2 separate regions of the Homo sapiens genome follow, and region 2 is linked to region 1. The links are chromatin loops, found by intact Hi-C in ENCODE. Cell type or tissue: dorsolateral prefrontal cortex. All regions are shown on one strand. Links, peaks and the distances in the headings refer to the core of each region. The heading gives the core; the rest is flanking DNA.

The links. Peaks named below come from ENCODE experiments on the same cell type or tissue, not always from the same donor. Only the 100,000 strongest peaks of a DNase experiment are listed, where the experiment ranks them.
Region 2: a loop joins it to region 1, with 3 times the contacts of the local background. A loop is called at or near these places in 3 of 110 quality-filtered maps.

Annotation. Positions count from the first base shown.
Region 1 is chr12:3,491,092-3,502,853 of GRCh38, forward strand. PRMT8 (protein arginine methyltransferase 8) reads left to right here and starts at 112. Exons shown (of 10, transcript NM_019854.5): 1 at 112-609. The coding sequence starts at 535. It overlaps THCAT155 (thyroid cancer-associated transcript 155), which reads right to left and starts at 1,728. Exons shown (of 2, transcript NR_126055.1): 1 at 1,641-1,728. In dorsolateral prefrontal cortex, for the core only: a CTCF peak has its summit at 6,072 (motif pointing right); no DNase peak of the experiment used is centred there; H3K4me3 peaks cover 301 bases.
Region 2 is chr12:3,616,483-3,628,244 of GRCh38, forward strand. CRACR2A (calcium release activated channel regulator 2A) reads right to left here. Exons shown (of 20, transcript NM_001144958.2): 16 at 11,143-11,224; 17 at 10,954-11,068; 18 at 2,789-2,890; 19 at 472-548. Among named protein-coding and RNA genes, the nearest start is that of THCAT155, 130 kb to the left of the region's middle. In dorsolateral prefrontal cortex, for the core only: no CTCF peak of the experiment used is centred there; a DNase peak (open chromatin) is centred at 6,679; H3K27ac peaks cover 3,769 bases.

The sequences.
Region 1 (11,762 bases), core at 4,103-8,102:
GGCGCTGGGGGCCCTCGGTCTGCGCCCAGCCGCCGCCGGCTCCAGCGAACCTCCTACCCCGCCCCCACTCACCCGGCTCAGCCCCTAGGAGAGACGCGCAGGAAGCGTGTTGCTTCGCCCAGCGGATCGGCAGAAGTTGAGAGGAGTTGGCGGCTGCCTCCGGCCGGCCGGACTTTGCGAGCAGCCTGGAGAGGATCCGCGACCGCCGCCGCCGCCGCCGCGGAGGCTTCGGGGCTGCTTCCCTCGAGCTTAGCCCGCAGCGCGGGTGGAGAGGGGCGGGGAGGGGGTCGGGGGCACGAGAAGAACTTGAAACCGTGTGAAGGAATCCGGAGCAGATGAGAAGGGAGGAAAATAAAAGAAAGTGGAGACTGCAGAACAGACTCCGCTGTGGCTGACTGTGCCGGCCGACGCTCCAGCTGAGGGGCTGGGTTGGATTTTTTTTTTTCTCCCATCCTCTCGCTCTCTCTTTTAAAGCGACACCAGCTCTCTCTCCTCCTCTACTATCTCGGTATCACCAAACCCTTGCCGGCTCTTATGGGCATGAAACACTCCTCCCGCTGCCTGCTCCTGAGGAGGAAAATGGCGGAGAACGCGGCCGAGAGCACCGAGGTAAGGAGGCGAGCGAGCAGGGGCTCTCGGAGACCCCGCCGCCCACCCGGACCACCGCGCCGCCGCCGCCGCTCAGCGCCGAGTGCCAAACTTTCCCCAGTTTCATCCCGCTCGCTTCTGCCGGCCTCCTCCTGTGTGTGTGTGTGTGTGTGTGTGTGTGTGTGTGTGTGTGTGTGTGTGTGTGTGTGTTGGTGGGGGGTGGGGGGGAAGTTCATGTCTCAGGTCCCCTCCCTCTTGAAAATGCAAAACAGTCACTCTCACCCCATCACCCTCTCCTGCCACCCGCTGCTCCCTTCTCCCGCCCCCAAGTCCCAAACCCCGGGCAGCCGCGCTCCCCTGCCCTCTCCTCTGGGCTCCGTGAGGGCTCCCGGGTCCCGGCTTTGTGCAGAGCTGGGGTGGGTAATCCTGGGGCCAGGTCTGCCCCCTGCAGTGCCTTGACCGTCTCCTGCCGCTGCCTCAGCTTTACCCTTCAAGCTCGAGTCGGTTCCCGAGCTCTCCGTCCCCGCAGCCGCGCGGAGAGCCCCCGGCCGCGGGGGCCGAGCCGGCAGGAGGACTCGGGCACCTCCTACAGACCCTCCGGCCCAGATCTGGGCCAGAGAGAAGTCTGCAATCCTCAGATATCAGAGCCGCCTCTGGGTAGCTAAACCCGGCAGGGCACACGGGCCGCGGCCACCTTCAGCACCAGGGACAGCGTCCGCCCCTGCAGCAGCCGAGCCTGCGCGGACTGTGGGGGCTGCGCGCCGCCGGCTGCAGTGAGAAATGGGTCTGCAGCCACCCGTCCCGCAAGGGCTTTTGAGGAGGTCGCTCTAGCTCCGCAAATTGTGTTCTCGGCCCCCGCCTTCGGCAGCCTTTTTCTCTACTCTCCAGCTGGCCCTGAGCCGCAGAGAGCCCTGCTGGGCTTTGCGTCCCGAGACTCGAGGCTGTGATCCCTCGCCTCCCTCTGACCCCGCTGTCATTACAACAACCGGACTATTCCGTAGGCTCTGGGCACCTGTAGTCACGAAGGGGATCAGCGTGGGCAGCCCCCTTACCTTCCTGGAGAAACGGTGCGCCGAGATGGGGGCGGAGTGGGGCATGTGTGTGAAGATCATCCCTTACTCAGTGGCAGGAAAAAGACACAGAGAGCAAACTCCCAGGCTCTATTAATAGCTGGGTGTCTGGTGGGGCTGCCGCACATTTCACATATGGTTACCCATATGCAGCGGGGGGCGGGGATGGGGGTGTGGCGCGGGGATTGTCCCTCTGTCTTGCCGGAATGCAAAAAGGTAGAGAGACCCTTCCTGGTCTTCTTCCCTCGAGTTCTTAACTCTGCGCTAAAACCCCTACCCCACGGCGTAGGCAGCAAAGCTTTATAAATCCCCCTTCTCTGAGAGACTAGAAGCAGCATGCATCTGACAATTGTCAATTTCAAAACAAACACGCTCCGGGACTTGAACGCAGCGGGGCATTCAGTAGCGAATGCTGTCTCCTTGAGTTAGGGCAAAGCCTGCGTGCCCGCCGTCCCCTCACCACTTCCTCTTCCCCAGCCCCCACCTGAGAGCAGACATTCGGAATGATGTGTAGTGCGAGGCGGCTAGCCTCCCAGCAGAAAGCCATCCTTACCATTCCCCTCACCCTCCGCCCTCTGATCGCCCACCCGCCGAAAGGGTTTCTAAAAATAGCCCAGGGCTTCAAGGCCGCGCTTCTGTGAAGTGTGGAGCGAGCGGGCACGTAGCGGTCTCTGCCAGGTGGCTGGAGCCCTGGAAGCGAGAAGGCGCTTCCTCCCTGCATTTCCACCTCACCCCACCCCCGGCTCATTTTTCTAAGAAAAAGTTTTTGCGGTTCCCTTTGCCTCCTACCCCCGCTGCCGCGCGGGGTCTGGGTGCAGACCCCTGCCAGGTTCCGCAGTGTGCAGCGGCGGCTGCTGCGCTCTCCCAGCCTCGGCGAGGGTTAAAGGCGTCCGGAGCAGGCAGAGCGCCGCGCGCCAGTCTATTTTTACTTGCTTCCCCCGCCGCTCCGCGCTCCCCCTTCTCAGCAGTTGCACATGCCAGCTCTGCTGAAGGCATCAATGAAAACAGCAGTAGGGGCGGCCGGGCTCCTGCGAACAACAACAAAACAAACAAACAAAAAACCACGTCGCGTGCGGGGCACCAAGGCGGTGCGGGGAGGGACAGACCCAGCTGGGGCTCCTTGGAGGGGTGTGAGCCAGGTTGGCGGATCGGTTCTTAGCAACTTCCCTGGAGAAGGGGTAGAACCCAGACTTGGTCAAACGTGCCTAGCGGAGGCATCCAGGCAGCGTGACAATCACTTGGTTTCCCTCCAGGAACTGGCTGTTTTTGGAATAAGCCAGGACTAGAGCAGCACTTCCAAAAGTGGGGTGTTGTGGACTTGCCTGCATTTATGGTAGATGAGAGCGGCAGGAGCACGCCTCCACGTGTGTCAGTGGGTGGTGGGGAGCGTGGTAGTGGTCCTAGTTCTGAATTCCACACCTCTTTGTCAAGCACCGGCTCTGTACCAGGAAAGCTAGGTACCCAAGTTCCAAACATGAGGACCACCTGGTCCCTCCTCTGGAGGGGCTCACAGTCTCATGGACAACTATGATGGATAATCCTGTAGCCACCTTTTCCTGCTTTTTGTTGTTTATCTCATTCCATCCTCACAACAATCCTGTGAGATAAGCAAAGATTAGTATTCATTTCTTATACCCATTTTATAGTTGAGGACACCGAGGCTGAGGTCAAGCAATTGCTGAAAGTCTTCTGGTGGGTTAAGTCAGCCCTGAAACACAGACTGCCCCCACTTCTGATTCATTGCTGTTTGCCCTGCCCTTGCTATTTCTAACAAGATGCCATGTGTGAATGGGAGTAGATGAGGAGTGGGCAGAGAGGAATACTTTGGAAGGGAGAGATGCAGTGATGGAGGTGGGCAAGGATGGGAGAAAGTGTTCGTTCAAAAGCTAAAGCTACGGAGAGATACTCTAACCATTGGGCAGGAAGGGAGCAAGTGAAGAATAAAACTACTTACATTTTGACCAAAGCCTCCCTCCACAAAGCGAAGTACCCAGCTAGGGTACGAGAGCATCAACATCACGTGCTTGCTGGACACTGTTGGCAATGGGTGGCCCTGGGGGCACTCTTCAACCGCTCTGACCTCAGTTCCCTTCTCTGTTAACTTGAGCTGATTCTCCTCATGGAATAGGGCAGGTATGGGTATAAGGAAATGCCAGGACAGCCCCTGGCACATGGCAAACACGCAATAGTGTTAGTTCCATGTACGCTTTCTCCTGATCACTCAGCTATGCTTCTCTTCCTCGGCTAAGGGAATCACCATTCTGCCAGCCTCTTCTCCCTCTCCCCTGTTCCCTAGGTGTCATGAGAAACCTCCTCTGTGGCCTTCTGGAACATTTGCAAAGCCTCCAGTCCCACTCTCCTCTTCAGCCCATTGTCAGTGCCCAAGACACATCATCTCACCTCTGCCCTCACTAAGGCACTTTCCTCTGAACTGTTTGTCCTCTTCTCTAATCAAGCCTCATAATCCTACTGTACTGGATCAGCTTTCTGAAGCACAAATCTGCTCATGATCAGGCATCTCTTTAAAAACTTAGGATGCTGTCCTATTGCCTACAGGACGCTAGATAAAGCCCAGTTTCCTTAGCATGGTGTGCAAAGCCCATCAATACCTGCATCATGCAATTCTTGGAAAAGACCTCCGACTGCATATGTGAATGCTTCTGTGCATACTCTTCCCTCTGCCTGTGCCGGTCTTTCCTCCTTCTTCTCTCTGGAAAACAATCTTTTTCAACCTGCAAGACCCAGCTCAAACGTTACCTCCTCTGGGCAGGCTTCCCAGATCTGCCATTTATCCTCTCTCCCCAGGGAGGGGCATTACCCTTTCTTATGTGTTCCTAACGCCTGTCTCTCACTTTTCCTATTGCAAGATAATTGGCTTTTTGTGTGTCTATTTATATGTCTATTAGATAATGCACTTTTTTTTGAATTTGTGGGCCTGACACACAATAAGTAATAAATGTTAATAAATGTTGACTGAATTGATGTATGTGATTGTGAACAAACTCTTGAGCCTAATGGGCTTTAGTCACTCATGGCTTCCTGGAAATTGGGATTCCTATCTCCCACCCCACCTGTCTGCTGTACTTAGTTGCTGTGAACCTTTGAAACTCAAAATGGGTAAATATTCTGGGAATCAAGGTGCTGAAGCCAGTCAAATCATGGGTACATTTTGGTTATTCATGTACTTATTCAATATTCAGTAATTATCGACTCTTACTATGGAGTGCTCATCTGAATAGCAGATAAATGGATTAATCACAATGCCCAATTATGAACCATGGGGGATAATGGACCCTCCTGAGCTACTGCTTGCTTTACTGATACTTGGTGAAAGTCTGATGCATGATGCATTATTTATGGCGATGACTCCCTGATTAGGGTTTTATCACCTCAAAGGAGAGCCCCCAGGAGTTGGGAAACAGTTTTAGCAAAGAGTCACTTTGGAAACTGATATATATATATATATTTTTTTTTTTTTTTTTTTTTTTTTTGAATGTTCTGTTGACTTGCTGGCCCAGGGAGAGGGAATAATTACAGGTTGGAAAAAATCCTACAATGTGACAATGAGATTAGGGGTTGCAGTGAGTTATGGGGATAACTGAGCTGACTTCTTGCATGGTGTATCTTGGTGGTTTTGGCTAATAGATCTTTCTCCTCAGGAAGTTACTTTCAGCTGAAGAATGTGGTCCCATTATTACAGGGGTTAGGGAATTGAGGAAGAGGAGGAACCAGGCATAGTTCTCTGAGGATGGTCTTCATCTATGTCTGTTTCTGCAGAGTGTGTACACTAACTAGTAGGCTATGGAGACAGACTTCCTGGTTTTCAATCCAGTTCTGGACCTAGTAGATGTGTTGCTACATTGAGCAAGTTGCTTAATGTCTCTGGGCCTTTTAAGATTGTTGTGAAGATGAAAAGGGTTAATTTATGCAAAGGAATTAGAACATTGCCTTATACATGGTGAGTTCTCAATAAGCGTTTATGATTATTATCCTGCTAGCTTTTAGGAGTCTTGCCAAAAAAGTGCAAACTGAAAGTATTCTCCCACTTTCTCATTTCTGTAGCTGAAATGATCCATAAAACCATAGTCCATGTGACTTTTTCCTCCCTCCGCAAACACTGATTTCAGTCCTTAAGTGAGCTCAGGAGAATTAAGAAGATACCCAATTTTTTTTTTTTTTTTTTTGCCTGGCTAATTTGGCTTTTCAGAGTCCTAAATTGGCTTTTGGCTGTCAAAGACAGTGAAACACAACACTCCTGTCTCCAATTCAGGAGTGGGTTTCATTTCCTCCTCTTTGCTAACTGCAATGTGAAGTGATTATCACATACCAGTGTGGAACATGCAAAAATCTGTAAAAACAGTCCTTACACCTTGGAGTCTACTCTGCCAGCAGGGGGAAAATGGGCAGCCTGAAAATATGTGAACAGCCAAGGTAACTGAAAGCAGCCTCTGTGTGTGAGAAGCAAGCAGGTGGTGCTGTTGTGAACTGGCTTAGTAACAAGATAGAGTGAGCACAGGCAAGAAGGGACCTCTGAAAGGTCATTCTGTCCATGCCTCTGTCCCTGAGAACCACCTAACCGAAGATGCATTGTTGGCCACTTGGTCTCTTGTTAAAAAGCTTCAGAGAAGGGAATTTCCCCAAACTCCTCGAGTGTCTCAGTAGTCGGAAGTTCTCCCTGAAGTCTGAGCTCAACCTCTTCGATTGCAATCTGAGTCACCTTCGTTTATGTTATTCTAAAAAGAGATGAAAACTGGCTGCTACCTTTTCATTTGGGGTTGTCTCACCATTTTTACTAGTTTTTGTTCCAATTGATTCCAATCCCTTTTTCTGATATTCTGGTATTAGACTTCTAATAGGAATAGCTAGGAGAGGAGTGTTTGAGATTTGCCTCTCCAGTATTATCCAGCCAAAATAGCCACTGGATATTTCACACATCAAATGTCTTTTCTTACTTCACTTGTTATAAGAATTCCCTCAAGCATCACAGTTTTTCCCATATTTGTAATGAGTGGCCCATAAGTAAAGATCTCTTTTTAAAGTGTAATTTTATATTGAGCAAACAGCTTGATGTGCGTATTTTCATAAAGTCATAGAATGTTAAAGTTGGGTGGAAACTCAAATCACTTAAGTCAGGAGATAGGAACTACTTGTCCAATATCACAGAGCTCTTCCGTGTTGGGGTCAAGATCCTGTGGACTCCTGGGTCTGTGCTCTTTATACCTCCTTTAAACGTAGCATCTCATTTATTGTTTTTATTTTTTGTGCCAACTTTCTGGTATATCCTGATCTGTACTGTCTAAGACCAGTGTTTCTCTGCATAAGGTCTAGGAATTGTGCATAGTGAGAGCTCTGACCTTCTTGTAGAACTTAAAATGCTCGCTTATTACATTGCATTGTGTGCAATGCTGTGAATTACATATATCCCCATTGTATGGATTAATAAACTGAAGCACAGAGAGTTACTGTTATTTGCTCAAAATCCCACAGCTGGTAAGTGATGAGGCTAGAGCTCAAAGTCTGGTTTTCTAATCACCAAAATGCTTTTTCTAGTCCGCTAGGCTGCGAAGGCATGAGAAGAACCAGAGTACAAACTTAAAATGTGAAGAGAAAGGGTGGAGAAATTAACAGCAGGAATGTGGAATGGTGAATTTGGAAGAAGCCTAGGAAGAGACACCAGCCCAGCTTTCCTTTTTCCAGGACGTCTTTTCTTGCTTCCACCGCCATCTTGCCATCCTCACTTTCACAGTCTCCAGTACTGTGCCGTGTGAGTGACAGGGGCCTGACATAATTGTGGCAGGGACAGCCATCACCTCACTCTCCCTGCGCATCTAAACTATCCCTAGGCGTGGGTTCCTAGCTGGACCCAGTAGACAATGTACTTGTCTAACAAAGTATAGCTCTTCGGAAGCTTGACCCTAGGCCATCAATATTAGATCTGGACTCTCATCCAGCTACTTTATTGGGATAAAATGAATACTAAAGTCTCCAGGACAGGAACTTTGTTTCTTAAAATTTATCTTTGTAGTTTCATCACCTGTATTACCCTCCTAGGTCTGCTGTAATAAAGTACCACAAACTGGGTGGCTTTAAAACAACGAGATGTCTTCTTCCACAGTTCTGGAAGCCAGAAGTCTGAAATCCAGATGCCAGCAGGGTTGGTTCCTCTTGAAGTCTTCATGGAGAATCTGTTCCTTGCCTTTCTTCTGGTTTCCCGTGGTGGCCAACGATGCTCAGCCTTCCTTGGCTATAGACACATCATCTGGTCTCTGCCTTCATCTTCACAGGGCATTCTTTCCTGTGTGTGTCTATACGTCTTCTTATAAGGACAACAGTCTTGTTGGATTAGGGGCCACTCTAATCCAATATGACTTCATCTTAACTTGATAACATCTGCAAAGACCCTATTTTTATTTTTATTTATTTATTTATTTTTTTTTTCCTTTCTTTTTTTTTTTTTTTATTATACTCTAAGTTTTAGGGTACATGTGCACATTGTGCAGGTTAGTTACATATGTATACATGTGCCATGCTGGTGCACTGCACCCACTAATGTGTCATCTAGCATTAGGTATATCTCCCAATGCTATCCCTCCCCCCTCCCCCCGACCCCACCACAGTCCCCAGAGTGTGATATTCCCCTTCCTGTGTCCATGTGATCTCATTGTTCAATTCCCACCTATGAGTGAGAATATGCGGTGTTAGGTTTTTTGTTCTTGCGATAGTTTACTGAGAATGATGGTTTCCAATTTCATCCATGTCCCTACAAAGGATATGAACTCATCATTTTTTATGGCTGCATAGTATTCCATGGTGTATATGTGCCACATTTTCTTAATCCAGTCTATCATTGTTGGACATTTGGGTTGGTTCCAAGTCTTTGCTATTGTGAATAGTGCCGCAATAAACATACGTGTGCATGTGTCTTTATAGCAGCATGATTTATAGTCCTTTGGGTATATACCCAGTAATGGGATGGCTGGGTCAAATGGTATTTCTAGTTCTAGATCCCTGAGGAATCGCCACACTGACTTCCACAATGGTTGAACTAGTTTACAGTCCCACCAACAGTGTAAAAGTGTTCCTATTTCTCCACATCCTCTCCAGCACCTGTTGTTTCCTGACTTTTTAATGATTGCCATTCTAACTGGTGTGAGATGATATCTCATAGTGGTTTTGATTTGCATTTCTCTGATGGCCAGTGATGATGAGCATTTCTTCATGTGTTTTTTGGCTGCATAAATGTCTTCTTTTGAGAAGTGTCTGTTCATGTCCTTCGCCCACTTTTTGATGGGGTTGTTTGTTTTTTTCTTGTAAATTTGTTTGAGTTCATTGTAGATTCTGGATATTAGCCCTTTGTCAGATGAGTAGGTTGCGAAAATTTTCTCCCATGTTGTAGGTTGCCTGTTCACTCTGATGGTAGTTTCTTTTGCTGTGCAGAAGCTCTTTAGTTTAATTAGATCCCATTTGTCAATTTTGGCTTTTGTTGCCATTGCTTTTGGTGTTTTGGACATGAAGTCCTTGCCCACGCCTATGTCCTGAATGGTAATGCCTAGGTTTTCTTCTAGGGTTTTTATGGTTTTAGGTCTAACGTTTAAATCTTTAATCCATCTTGAATTGATTTTTGTATAAGGTGTAAGGAAGGGATCCAGTTTCAGCTTTCTACATATGGCTAGCCAGTTTTCCCAGCACCATTTATTAAATAGGGAATCCTTTCCCCATTGCTTGTTTTTCTCAGGTTTGTCAAAGATCAGATAGTTGTAGATATGCGGCATTATTTCTGAGGGCTCTGTTCTGTTCCATTGATCTATATCTCTGTTTTGGTACCAGTACCATGCTGTTTTGGTTACTGTAGCCTTGTAGTATAGTTTGAAGTCAGGTAGTGTGATGCCTCCAGCTTTGTTCTTTTGGCTTAGGATTGACTTGGCGATGCGGGCTCTTTTTTGGTTCCATATGAACTTTAAAGTAGTTTTTTCCAATTCTGTGAAGAAAGTCATTGGTAGCTTGATGGGGATGGCATTGAATCTGTAAATTACCTTGGGCAGTATGGCCATTTTCACGATATTGATTCTTCCTACCCATGAGCATGGAATGTTCTTCCATTTGTTTGTGTCCTCTTTTATTTCCTTGAGCAGTGGTTTGTAGTTCTCCTTGAAGAGGTCCTTCACATCCCTTGTAAGTTGGATTCCTAGGTATTTTATTCTCTTTGAAGCAATTGTGAATGGGAGTTCACCCATGATTTGGCTCTCTGTTTGTCTGTTGTTGGTGTATAAGAATGCTTGTGATTTTTGTACATTGATTTTGTATCCTGAGACTTTGCTGAAGTTGCTTATCAGCTTAAGGAGATTTTGGGCTGAGACGATGGGGTTTTCTAGATAAACAATCATGTCGTCTGCAAACAGGGACAATTTGACTTCCTCTTTTCCTAATTGAATACCCTTTATTTCCTTCTCCTGCCTGATTGCCCTGGCCAGAACTTCCAACACTATGTTGAATAGGAGCGGTGAGAGAGGGCATCCCTGTCTTGTGCCAGTTTTCAAAGGGAATGCTTCCAGTTTTTGCCCATTCAGTATGATATTGGCTGTGGGTTTGTCATAGATAGCTCTTATTATTTTGAAATACGTCCCATCAATACCTAATTTATTGAGAGTTTTTAGCATGAAGGGTTGTTGAATTTTGTCAAAGGCTTTTTCTGCATCTATTGAGATAATCATGTGGTTTTTGTCTTTGGCTCTGTTTATATGCTGGATTACATTTATTGATTTGCGTATATTGAACCAGCCTTGCATCCCAGGGATGAAGCCCACTTGATCATGGTGGATAAGCTTTTTGATGTGCTGCTGGATTCGGTTTGCCAGTATTTTATTGAGGATTTTTGCATCAATGTTCATCAAGGATATTGGTCTAAAATTCTCTTTTTTGGTTGTGTCTCTGCCCGGCTTTGGTGTCAGAATGATGCTGGCCTCATAAAATGAGTTAGGGAGGATTCCCTCTTTTCCTATTGATTGGAATAGTTTCAGAAGGAATGGTACCAGTTCCTCCTTGTACCTCTGGTAGAATTCGGCTGTGAATCCATCTGGTCCTGGACTCTTTTTGGTTGGTAAACTATTGATTATTGCCACAATTTCAGAGCCTGTTATTGGTCTATTCAGAGATTCAACTTCTTCCTGGTTTAGTCTTGGGAGAGTGTATGTGTCGAGGAATGTATCCATTTCTTCTAGATTTTCTAGTTTATTTGCGTAGAGGTGTTTGTAGTATTCTCTGATGGTAGTTTGTATTTCTGTGGGATCGGTGGTGATATCCCCTTTATCATTTTTTATTGTGTCTATTTGATTCTTCTCTCTTTTTTTCTTTATTAGTCTTGCTAGTGGTCTATCAATTTTGTTGATCCTTTCAAAAAACCAGCTCCTGGATTCATTGATTTTTTGAAGGGTTTTTTGTGTCTCTATTTCCTTCAGTTCTGCTCTGATTTTAGTTATTTCTTGCCTTCTGCTAGCTTTTGAATGTGTTTGCTCTTGCTTTTCTAGTTCTTTTAATTGTGATGTTAGGCTGTCAATTTTGGATCTTTCCTGCTTTCTCTTGTAGGCATTTAGTGCTATAAATTTCCCTCTACACACTGCTTTGAATGCGTCCCAGAGATTCTGGTATGTGGTGTCTTTGTTCTCGTTGGTTTCAAAGAACATCTTTATTTCTGCCTTCATTTCGTTATGTACCCAGTAGTCATTCAGGAGCAGGTTGTTCAGTTTCCATGTAGTTGAGTGGCTTTGAGTGAGATTCTTAATCCTGATTTCTAGTTTGATTGCACTGTGGTCTGAGAGATAGTTTGTTATAATTTCTGTTCTTTTACATTTGCTGAGGAGAGCTTTACTTCCAACTATGTGGTCAATTTTGGAATAGGTGTGGTGTGGTGCTGAAAAAAATGTATATTCTGTTGATTTGGGGTGGAGAGTTCTGTAGATGTCTATTAGGTCTGCTTGGTGCAGAGCTGAGTTCAATTCCTGGGTATCCTTGTTGACTTTCTGTCTCGTTGATCTGTCTAATGTTGACAGTGGGGTGTTAAAGTCTCCCATTATTAATGTGTGGGAGTCTAAGTCTCTTTGTAGGTCA
Region 2 (11,762 bases), core at 4,590-8,589, 130 kb after region 1:
GATTTCCCATCACAGCCCCTCTTCTTTCTGGTTTCTACACCCACTCCTTCCTCCCACACCCAGGAACTCATATTATAACCCATTCTTGCCTCCAGCTGGCTTCCAGCTAGTCCCTGCTAAGACATCAGCCAGTGCTGAGGGGCCTCTGATCTGGCCTTCCCCCAGAAGGATTGGCATTTAAAAAGAGCATCCCTAGGAAAAGGCAGCCTTTAAGACTAAGAAGAAGACTGCAATGGGGGTGACAGGTAGGGATGCTTTCTTTCCCAACATCATTGTTTCAGAAAGCTGCTCCTGATGTTGCAATCCCATACAAAGGCCCAGGACCCCGTTGCCTATACTCAGAGGGCTCTGGCCAATAGGGAGGAAGGGGGGTCAGAGGTGTGGCCTGGGTGGAGGGAAACACGGTGCCTCCCTGAAGGCAGACACAGCTGGACACAGCAGTTACTGCACCTGGGGAGCACATCTCTTTACCTGGCCAGATGGAGCAGGGACTCTTTGGTGTTGTGACCAGAGTAGGCGCTGCATTCATAGAAGATCAGATTGTTCTCCTAGAATCATAAAACAGAGCGAATACAAGAGTATTGGAGTGAGAGGGGATTGTGGGGGGTGGTGGGAGAGCCCCCTTGTGCATCTACCTACAGCCTTCACTTCCTCTCGCAGCCCCTTGACCTTCCTCATAATCCTTCCCCACTCTGTACATGGCTGATTTCTGTCTCCACAGCCTCCCTGACAATGCAAGCTCTGTAACCATCTCCCAGGTGAGCTATAACAATTGTAAAACAATGAAACCATACGCTGTCTTAGTTCCTCTTTACACTTTCCCAAATTCCTCTCAAGTACACACATGCTCATTCCAGGTTACACCAGCCCTGTGATTCAGGCAAAGACACAAAGGCCAGGGTGGGCAATATTCTTCCCCCTTTCACAGGCAGATAAGCTGTAGTGAGAGAGGGCACTTGGCTGGCTTGTTCAGTCCCACATTGAGTTAATGGCAGAGCTCCTTGCAGCATGCTTTTCCCAAGACAGTGGCATTCCATAGGCCTTGGGGACAGGTGTCATGAGGCACTCCGGTAGGAATTCTCTTTCGCACCAGTTAATTAATACTCTAGCTGCCCTGGCTGTCAGCACTGGTGCACCAGACTGGCCGTCAGCTCATTAGGATGAGGTTGTGCTGCCTGCATGGTGCGGGAGCCCTTGGTTAAGGCTCATCATATTCCATTGATCACTCCCATTAATAGATTACTGGTGTCATTATGACAATGCTGATGGCACAGGGCCCTGGCTTTTAGATGGCCTGTTCTTGGAGGCTGATGCCCTGAGGGGATGCAGGCCAGTTGAGTGAGGACAGTTCTGTGGCTGTAGCTCAGGAGGCTCTGCCATGCTCCCAGTGCAGCTTTCCCCATCTACACCCACAGGCCAGCTCGACCCTCTGCCCTTTTCACCCAGCCCCATGGGCTCTATTTCTCCTTGTCTGCATTTCTCTCAGATCTGCAATCTCTTGGGTCAGTCTGTCAAAGAGTAGAAGTTCCATGGGGTGGGAATAGTGGGGAGGGGAGAGAAGGACATAGGACTTAGAACTGGAAGACATGATTTGCCTTCCTGCTTTGAGTTCTGACCCCACCTCGGGTGAGCTGTGATAATACGAATGTATCACTTAACTCCCGAGTCTTAGTTTTTTTTTCACTAACAAAAAAAAAAAAGAAAAGAAAAGAGAATGGATAGAATCTTTGGGTCCAGGTATATTTTGAAATCCAGAATTTTCTGAATCTTAGAAAGGTAATACATGTATATACCATATATTATATAATACCCTCAGTGGATTTCAGACAGCACTCTATAATCAAATATATTACTATTTCTTCAGTGAAACCTTTGACTATTCACTCAAAGTGAGGTTACAACCATGAATAGCCTCGTGTCATTTCTGGTCAGATTTTTCTGCCAGATAAAATACAAAACAACCCTTTCTGTTTTCAGAGCTTTTTGGATTTCGGAATTGTGGACATGTAACTGTCTAGTGACCCTCCATGTAGATACCTGCCAGGCCCTTCCTCCTCCTTTTTCCTTGAGTCTTACCATCTGTGCTCGTTCTCCCAGGCTCTGAACTCATGAAACGCTGTTTAGGATGAGCATGCAAAGAATTACAGAATCATGGGGCTGGTAAGCACCCCAACCTCCCAGACACACAGTTCCATGAAAACAAACTCTGAGGCAGTAAAAGAAGCCAAGGAACCACATTTTGTTGCCTGATTTCCATTAAGCCCCATTGATTCCATTTTTGAGCAAGGGGCTCCATGCTTTTTAATGGTAGGTTTTCCAGTGTGTCTCCTGAGTTTATCTTGAGTTCATGACTTTGAGGCTCAATCCTGACAAAAAGGATGAACTCTCTAACACAGTGGTCTGCAGAAGAATACACTGCTTTGCAGAGAGTGAGTTTTTCATCCCTGGGGGTGATCAAGTGGAAATGCAGATTGGAGGGGGATTGAAATAAGTAAACTATTGCTATCTTAGAATGTATACTTCTGAGTTACAAGGAAGGGACTTTAGGATAATTCCCCATGCCCTAGTGGTCCCTAACCAACTCCATCTTGCAACCTGTGGCTTTCTATGCAAAGTTCTACATGCACAGGAGCTGAGCCATTCCCAGGATACCAAGACACCCATGTTTTCCAGTTGCTTCCTTCCCATGGCACTTCCAGAGAAAGTCCCCACCAAGGCTCTTGGGCACTTGCCCAACTTCCCTCGGGGTCACACTCTGTCCAGAGAGATGGAAATGCTTGCTCTTTACCGTGGCAAGCTGCTCTCCGAGGCCCCGGGGGACTTCCCGCTCCTTCTCGTTGTCAAGCTTATTACCCAGCAGAAGAACAGGCACCCGGTCTCCCACAGCTTCCTGCAGAACAGAAAATGTTTTCAACTGAGAGGGGTGTCATAGGATTGCCCAGAGGGCAGGCTAACAATGCCGGCTGGACAGATGGGACCTCGCTTGAGAATCCCCTGCTGCCATAAAAGGTGAGGCCGTAACAGAGTCATCCTGAAAGCAGAAAACAGCCGCCTTCTCCAAGAGCCTCAGTTTATCATGCTTTTGCAAGGTGCCTGAGGCCTGCCTGTGGTGTCTCCTAGTCCCTGTGTGTGCAATGACCGCTCCCCCTTCACGATGCTCCTTGGATCTTAGATGGAACAGCAGGCCCCCCAAGGTGTGCTGGATGAGGGGACAGTTGATGCCAACAGGCTGCATGCCTCCTTCCAGAGCTTACAGCACCCTGAGGGCGTGCCTAATTGGCCAGGCTTAGTCCGATGGACCAAGGCCATGAATGCCCCATGGTTTGGAGTTGTTCTGGAGGCTGCTTTGATTAGAAACTGCATCACTAGAGGCCTCCTGATTGCACATAAGCTTCTGAGGGTTGGATCCAAATCTGCCTCATGGTCTTGCGCCCACAAGGCTCCATAAATGACTGCCATGTGCCTTGCTGGAGGCTGGCACCACAGACCCCTGTCACTGGGCGCTTTGGCTCTGAAGAAAGCCCTGTGTAAGAAGGAACACTGTGGCCATAGCAGCTGCACTGCTTGGGCCAGAAGTCACAGGTTTATTCAAGGTATCACATTGTTTACTTCCCCAATGGCTGTGGCTTACCAGCCAGGGGCCTGCTTCCCGGGTCTCCACCTCCTCCCTGGTGAAAGGGGCACCGTGTGTGTCTCTCCTGAGGGCGCCCAAAGGGCCCGGGACCACCGACTGCCATTCAGTGAGTAAATGTGGTAATGTGCACATTGAAGAAGGTTGTTATTTTTACTTAAATATTTAATTAGGGGCTTTTAATCATAATTTAGTAACAAATAGTTATTCATTGTAGCTAAATGTTTTACTAAATAGAGGGACCTGTGGGATAACAGAAGCTAATAAGCAGTTACAGTTTTGCCAATACTTTAGCTGTTTTACTTGAGCATTTCAAATAAATGTCCAAAGTCCATCTTACAGATATACCAATTTTAAATTTAAATGCTATTATGTTTGAAATTAAGCCTCAATGTTTCCTTAATCTGTGCATTCGTTTTTACTGCCATTTAATAGGGGAAAAAAATTCTTATTTAACAAATGAGAAAGTTAAGGCTCAGAGAATCAAAAAGAACATTCAACACCATAAGCACTGAATTATGAGAACTCTTTAGTATATGGGTCCTCACTTCTCCAACCTTTTCCTCTAGATTCTTATTTCCAATCAAGTCTCTGCTACTTAGTATCTTATTAACTGGAACCCTCTAAAAATGGTATCTATTGGTCAGATGGTAACTTGTGTTTGCAATGATGACTCAAAGGCGCTACAAGATCTTACAGTGTCTTCTGACCCATCAAAAATAGATTAAATTCTGGACACTGCAGTTGATGTCCTAAGTGGATTGTACATATTCCAACTACTTGAAAGTGAGAAAGCCACTGATGGCATATATGGAACCCTGTGGCCCCCTATTAGCTAGAGCGTTCACTAATGGGAACACCCCCTCCTCTGACCGTGCTGTGCCACGGGATACTTGTGCGAAGAGCTTTTCACGGAAAGGGAAGAAAGGAGGAGGAAGCAGGGAAATGGGCCAAGCGGCTTGCTGTTTAGAGCACATGGGAGAGAGATATTTGTAGATTTATGTGTGAGGAATGATTAAGGCTTGTGGGATTTCTTGACATGGAAACTCTGAAAATATGAGCATCAGACTTGAAATCCCAGGGCAGAATTCTACCCCAGGTTTTGGTATTATTTGGAATGGGCACTGGCTTCTGTTTCCTCGCTTGCAGAGGGGATGATGGATACTGAATGACCCAATAGGATGGGGTAGGGAATGGGTCATAAGCCCAACATCTGGGTCCTATGCACCATAAACAGCAATGGTGCCTCTTGCGTCCTGGGAAAAGAAAGGGCAGGTTTCTTCTTTTTTTTTTTTTTTGGGAGGCCGAGGTGGGTGGATCATGAGGTCAGGAGTTCAAGACCAGCCTGGCCAAGATGGTGAAACCCTGTCTCTACTAAAAATACAAAATTTAGCCAGGTGTGGTGGTGGGCACCTGTAGTCCCAGCTACTTGGGAGGCTGAGGCAGAGAATTGCTTCAACCTGGGAGGCGGAGCTTGCAGTGAGCCAAGATTGTGCCACTGCACTCCAGCCTCAGTGACAGAGAGAGACTCTGTCAAAAAAAAAAAAAAAAAAAAAAAAAAAAAAAAACCAAAGCAATTCCTGGATATAAAAATAAAGGAGCTTAGAAGGAGCAGAAAAAAAAAATTTAAAAGCAAAGCACTCAGCAGGAGCTGCGGTTTCTGTTCTTTGTATTGTTCCTCTCTTACACAGCCACTCTGGACAACTGGCTTCCCTGCAGGGACCCTGGCCTGCCACCGATAAAGGAGAAACAGACTCATCTCCAAATATTTGGCAAAAATAAATGAGAATACCCATAAGACCAGGGAGTGTGCTAACTATCACAGTCAGTCACCATCACCCTGGCCCAAGGTCATCAGTCTCTGGCACAGGGGCAGGGAGAGGAGCTGGTATTGGGGTAGGTGTCTCATGGTCCTCTCTGACTTTGACCCCAAAAGTCTGGAACTATCTGTCTAAACTTTACACCTTTCTCATACCTAACTAGGTTTTCAGCCTGCATACCACTCAGCACAAGATGTTCAAAATTACCTCCTAGATGAAGCAACACCTCCTTCAAGCCCCTAGGGCTTTGGTGAACAGGTCTCAGGTCTACTCAAACTCTGTTGTCTTGAGACTGTGAGAGATGTTGGTAAAAATCCCATCAGCATGACAGGTTGGAGTGAAGTCATCTTAGCTCCTTCATCAGGCACACAATCTCTCTTTAGGAGATGTGGGTTCTGCCCTAGCTCTGTCACCATCTCTCCATGTGACTCATCTGAGTCTCTCCTCTTTTCTGTGTCTCTCTGTTCCAAAGCCAGGTTCTGTTCTATGACCCTCTAACAGAGAGCCTTCCCTCCACCTTCAGTTATTTCAGCTGCCTTTCTGTGAACTTGAGCTTGTTGGAAGACAGACTTGTTGAAATTCAAAAGATCACCCATCTCTGACTTTAAATAACAAGAGCTGTCAACTTGGAGCAGTGGATTGGCATTCAGCTCAGAATGTGCAGCTGCTGGGTTTGGTTGGTTGTTGCCTATGTGCATGTGTGTGTGTGTGTGTGCGTGCGTTTTAATATCTATTTGCTAGGAGGCATGAAAAAGCACTTAGCTGGGATAGTGCTGCTATTTCTCTGGAGCTAGAGCAAAAATTTTTTCAGCACATTAAAGCATGCAGTTATGCTAAGAAAAAAAATGCCTGCAAAATTATATCTTGGGGGTTTCCATATTTATCCATCCCCTGGACTATGAGTCAAAACAAGATTTATTTGTGTGGTTCATTTTAAACTGCCAGCACTTCAAGCTCAACTTGGAACGTGGAGAAAAAAAAATCAAACTGCTATTTTTTGCACCATGCTGTACATTGTCACCAATGACAAAGATCGCAGAATGAGGTTTAGCTAGCAGCCCAGGAAGGGAGAGGGAAGTGGGCCAGGACCCCTTGAGCTGAAGAACTGTTCTGCTTTGAGAGAGAAGCAAGAAGGACTGAAAAGTAAATGAACACCTGCTTTTCAGGAGCAGATTTCAGCCATGGACCACAGGACAAGAGAGAAGCAGTGCAGTGTGGCAAAGCCCTCGCTTCTAGATCGGGTGGTGCTGCTGACAAGTGTGGGCGCCTTTGGGAAAGTCACTTCCTCTTTTTGGATCATAGTTTTTCTTACTTATAAAACAAGAGGTTGCATTAGATTAATCTCCACGTTTTTTTCCAGCTCGGAAACACTGGTCTATTCGGCTTAACTCCGCCAATTCTATTTCACTTCCTCGACTCACATGCCCAGGAATCTAGTGCCATCAGAACGACAAGAGGCTCTAAACAAGAAGCTCAGCATCCCAGGACTGCAGACACTGGGGGCCAGCAATCCGGCTCTGGGGGAAATACCAGCCCATACAGGCTTGTACAGGCTGGCGTTCTAATTTCTATTTTCTCTACCCGACACAGGCCCCAGAGTCTTCTGATGTCCAGTTTGTCCCATGGCCACACGTGGGGCCTTAGAGCCTGACTAGTTTCTTTTCCAGATTGGAATGGTTAAACCAATTCTACCCAATTGAGATAAGAAATTGGGGGTGGGTTGGAAATGCCGAGTTGGCCGAAAGACTGCCTGCGGTGACTTCCTATAAGGCACTCAGGAGAATCGGCACAGAGGGCATCTGCTGGGCCTCTTCTGCAGAAGGCCTGCAGGCAAGGTAAAGTTGCCTAGACTGGGTGAAATAGCAGAACAAGGGCAAGGCCACAGTCTTCCCATCTCATCAAGCAGTGCTGGTGCTCTCTTGCACCAAAGGATTTTGGTTCCCTCTGGGCTGGAAGGACCCTCCAGAATCTCCTCATCCACACACATTCCTGCTCCGTCTTGGCCTCCCAGAGAGATAGTCAAATGCCATCATACACTGTAGAAATTTAGGGGCCAGGAGGGAGCATTTGGTCTGCTGCCTTGTTGAATGATTGGCCAAAGTTTCATGGCCAGGAAGTGATCAAGATGGGATAGTAAGAACTTCCTTTCAGGGAACTCCACTACCTCCCCCGAGCATCTGTTCCCACCCCACACAACCTCTTCCAAGAGTCTTTCCCATGCAGGCATGTACAGCAACTGAAGCCCTTTTTTCTTGTATGCTTTTCAGGTTGAGGGAGGAAGGGGGACTGTGAACAGCTGGCCACCATTCACTTACTAATAAGGCTTCAGAACCTTGAAGACTGTTATTAAAGCTCCCCCTCCACCCTCCCTTCTCCAGGCGAGGGAGTTGGTAAAGTGCTCAGAGCTCTTTGGAAAAATAAGGTGCTCCACAAATATAAGGTACTTATTATTTTCAGTTCCCCTCAGATCAAATTAGGTGTCAAGTTTTAATCTATCACCTGACACCTCTGATTGCTGGTTGCCAAGGCAGAATGACTTAGCTTTTCAAGAATCTAGAGAATAATTGCATTTATGATGCCACCGTTCCACACCTTCAACACACACTCTGCCATTTGACACAGCCTCCTGCACTTGTTTCTGAAACTCTGTGCTGCTGAACTGAACGCATTGCCTGGTCTATCATACTGAGTCCCAGAGCTCCTAGTGTGTGCTGGACATGCCGCAGATGTGTAGTAAAACCTTGGTGAGGGGTCACAGGCATCTTCGGAAATGACTTAGAGCTCTTCTACTCACAGGGTCATCCCTGGACCACCAGCATCAGCCTCACATGAGAACTTGCTAGAAACACAGAATCTCAGACCCCAGTCCCGACCTGCTGAAGCAGAGACTGCATTTTAAGAAGTTCCCCAGGAGAGTCCTATATATGTTAGGGTTCAAGGAGCGCTTGTTTAGCCGGGAACAGTGGTGGCTGAGAATCAAAATTCCCTGGGGAGCTGTTCGTTTTATTTTTTATTTGCAGGCTCTGAACCACTCTGGGAGAGAAGGCCCTGGCCCCTGGCCTCTGTTCCCTTTAAAAGCTCCACGTGTGATCCTGATGTTCACCCAGGTTTAGAATAATCAATTAGAGCTTAAATGTACCTTTGGCTAATATCTTAAAAAAAAGGAAAAACTCAAACTAGAAATCATATAGAAAAGCCCTGTTTACACATAAGCAATTCTGATTTAACTATGTATAGATTTGCCATCTCAGCCAGGCTTCCCGAGCCCACAGACACACCAAGGCTTCCGTGGGCCTCTTAGCAGCCACACGCCGCTGATGATTTCAGCCCCGTCCCACAAAGCAACGTCTCTGGAGGATGACTAAACTGATGCTTCAAGCTGTGATGATGGTCTTCTGAGATGTCTTCACCTCCACCACCAAACTGTTCCACCTCTTCTTCTAGATCCCAGGCTCTGTGCAAAACAGGAGCCTTAGAAACGACACCCCCTAATGACAGCAGAGAGCGTAGTTCCCCAAATTTGTCACCATCCATTCCCATTAATCCCAGACCACCTGGAGGCTTAGCCCTAGCACACACCAAAATTTAGATACTGGGGGACAACTAAATGTCTGTGAAAAGGACAGGTGACCCTGGAGAAGTTAGGCCTTCCCTTTCTTCACTTTTGAATGAGATGGCCATACTAGATGGGAGATTTTCAAAGGGAAACTCTTTTGTCTAACAAAATTGTAGCTGACCTCCAATATGCTGAAAAAGGCAAGGCAGCTCTGACGGAGATGGGGGATGAGGGACCTGGATCCGTGACCACTAAACCTTCCCTTGCCGCTCCCCAATCTCTGGGGAATGTCAGTCTGATTCCAGGGCTCCAAGGAAGAGAGTCTGGAAACCCCTGGATTAGGTAATCCCTAACATCCCTCCTGGTGCTTAACTTCTGCAAAGAAGATAAATCTGCTTGGTGCTGCCAACAACAACAACAAAAGTAAAAAAAAGAACAGAAGAGAAAGATCGTGTCGTAAACTCCAAAGTTTAGAAAGGAATTACTGCTGGATTCACCCATACCATTTGCTTCCATTATTAGTTTGGTGTACAGGCAATCTACTACCTACATTTCAAAACTTGCATTTTCTCATTTGTAAGTGCGTCAGGCACAGTAATTTTGAGAAATAACAGGTAGTAGGCAAATTCTTGAGAAACCCTTGAATCTGGCTTCCATTTTGTTCCTTATTTTTCTTGGTAATCAGAAGGATGCAGATTAACAAAAGACAGACGGGTGACCCAGACATGCAAAACTACAGAGAAACAGATTTGGGTGAAAGGGATCATGGATCTTAGGGCCAAAAGGGTCAAAGAAATGGACAACTCCAAGAGTCTGCCTTCATAGCAATGTGGTATCCATTCATTCATCCAGGAGTTGTTGGTCTCATGCAAAGCATCCAGGTTATAGCAACGAAGATGCAGCTTCTGTTCTTAGGCAGCACGGAGTCCAGTGGGAGACACAGGCCAGTAAATAAGCAATTTGTTGCAGCATGATAAATATGTGATGGGATATGCAAGGTTTTATGGGCTTGGAGCAGAGAGCTGAACATAAGCTTCATGAGGGCAGGAGCTTTGTCTCTTTTATTCACTGCTAGGATTCCCAGGCTCTAGAATAGTGCCTGCCGGTGTTTTGAACAAATACGTGAACAAACCATGAATCCTGCTGGTGGAAGGGGCGGGACATCCTGCTTGGCTGTTCTGTGAAGGAATCAGCCGAGGCCTGGCAAAAAGCAATTTGTAGCTTGTCCACACTGGCAGTGGCCTTGAGAAGCCTGCACTGGGGTGGTGGAAACACTAATGAAAAAAGCATGTACAAAACGACATACTGCAAGTAGGAATCATAAACATAGAGTCTCCCAGATAATTCAGAATGCAAAGATAACACAGTTGCTCTTGGGCCCTGCCAAGACTCTTGATTTTGAGGTGAGCCTGGAGCCCTCACATTCTGGATCAACCTCCCCTTGTGTGAAGAGCTGTGACAGAGGCCCCCAAACATTGCATGGTGTGGCTCCCGGGCAGGGCATAGCTGGGCCTACTGGAGCTGGAAAGACTCAGGGGATGGGGAGAGACGCTGGTGAGAATGAGGGAAGAATCTGGTTGTGACTCAAACACTGATTTCTCCAGGACCCTTCCTTGACACTCCACTGTGTCCCCTCCCCCAATCCAGTCCCACTCAATCATGGCCCAGCAATGACACAGCTACTGGCATAATCTGGATTTTCAGTGTCCCTCTCTCCATGAGGGCAGGGACTGTGTCTGTCTTGTTCACTTCTGGGTCCCCAGGAACTGGCCTGGTACTGGGAACCCAGACGAACAGAGGAACACATGCCTGCATCAGTTTGTTCCTGGAAAAGGCAAGTTCCGAATCAGATTTTGAAAATGCAGAGGCCCACGTGGGAGATGGACAGAGAAGAAAAAAGAAGCCACAGTCAAGCCTAAATGCTCCTAGGAAGGTCGCCAGCTCACCTCCACGCTGCTCAGCCACCGCCGGACCGACAGGAACGACTGCTTGTCTGTGAGATCGTACATGACGATGACACCATCTGCCTTTCTGAAGAACTGCTGGGTGATGCACCGGTACCTGCCACAGAAGGGCCACGGGTCAGGCATGCACGGCCTTCCCTCTGGAGCCCAGAACTTCGGGCAGCTCCTCACCTCTCCTGCCCAGCCGTGTCCCACAGCTGCAGGGCCACCTGAGAGTTGTCCACATTCAACGTCTTCACACGGTAATCAATGCCTGCAGGGTGAAATGGGCCTGTCAGGGCTGCCCTGGGCCAGGGGCACCTCACTTCCAAATCAGGAAACAATGCTTCCAACATCTGAAATCACATCAGGCCCAAGGTGACAACCCTCCATGTGCAGCTCGTGGGAGGCAAAATGGAGAAAAGAACAGAGCACTGGATGGGGAGGCATGGGACCTCAGCTCTGGTCCTGTCTCTGCCACTTATTAGCTGTGGAACATTGATCAAATCACTTAACCACTCTGAACTGTGGGCTCTTCACTGTAATACAAGCCATACACTCTTTCTTTCCCTCCCTCCCTCCCTCCCTCTCTCCTTCCCTCCCTCTCTCCTTCCCTCTCTCTCTCTTTCCCTCCCTCTCTCCCTCTCTCCTTCCCTCCCTCTCTCCTTCCCTCTCTCTTTCCCTCCCTCCCTCCCTTCCTTCACCCTTCCTCCCTCCCTCTCCCCCAACTCTCTCTTTCTTTCTCTCTTTCTTTCTCTCTCTCTCTTTCTCTCTTCCTCTCTTCCTTCCTTTCTCTCTTTCTTTCTTTCTTT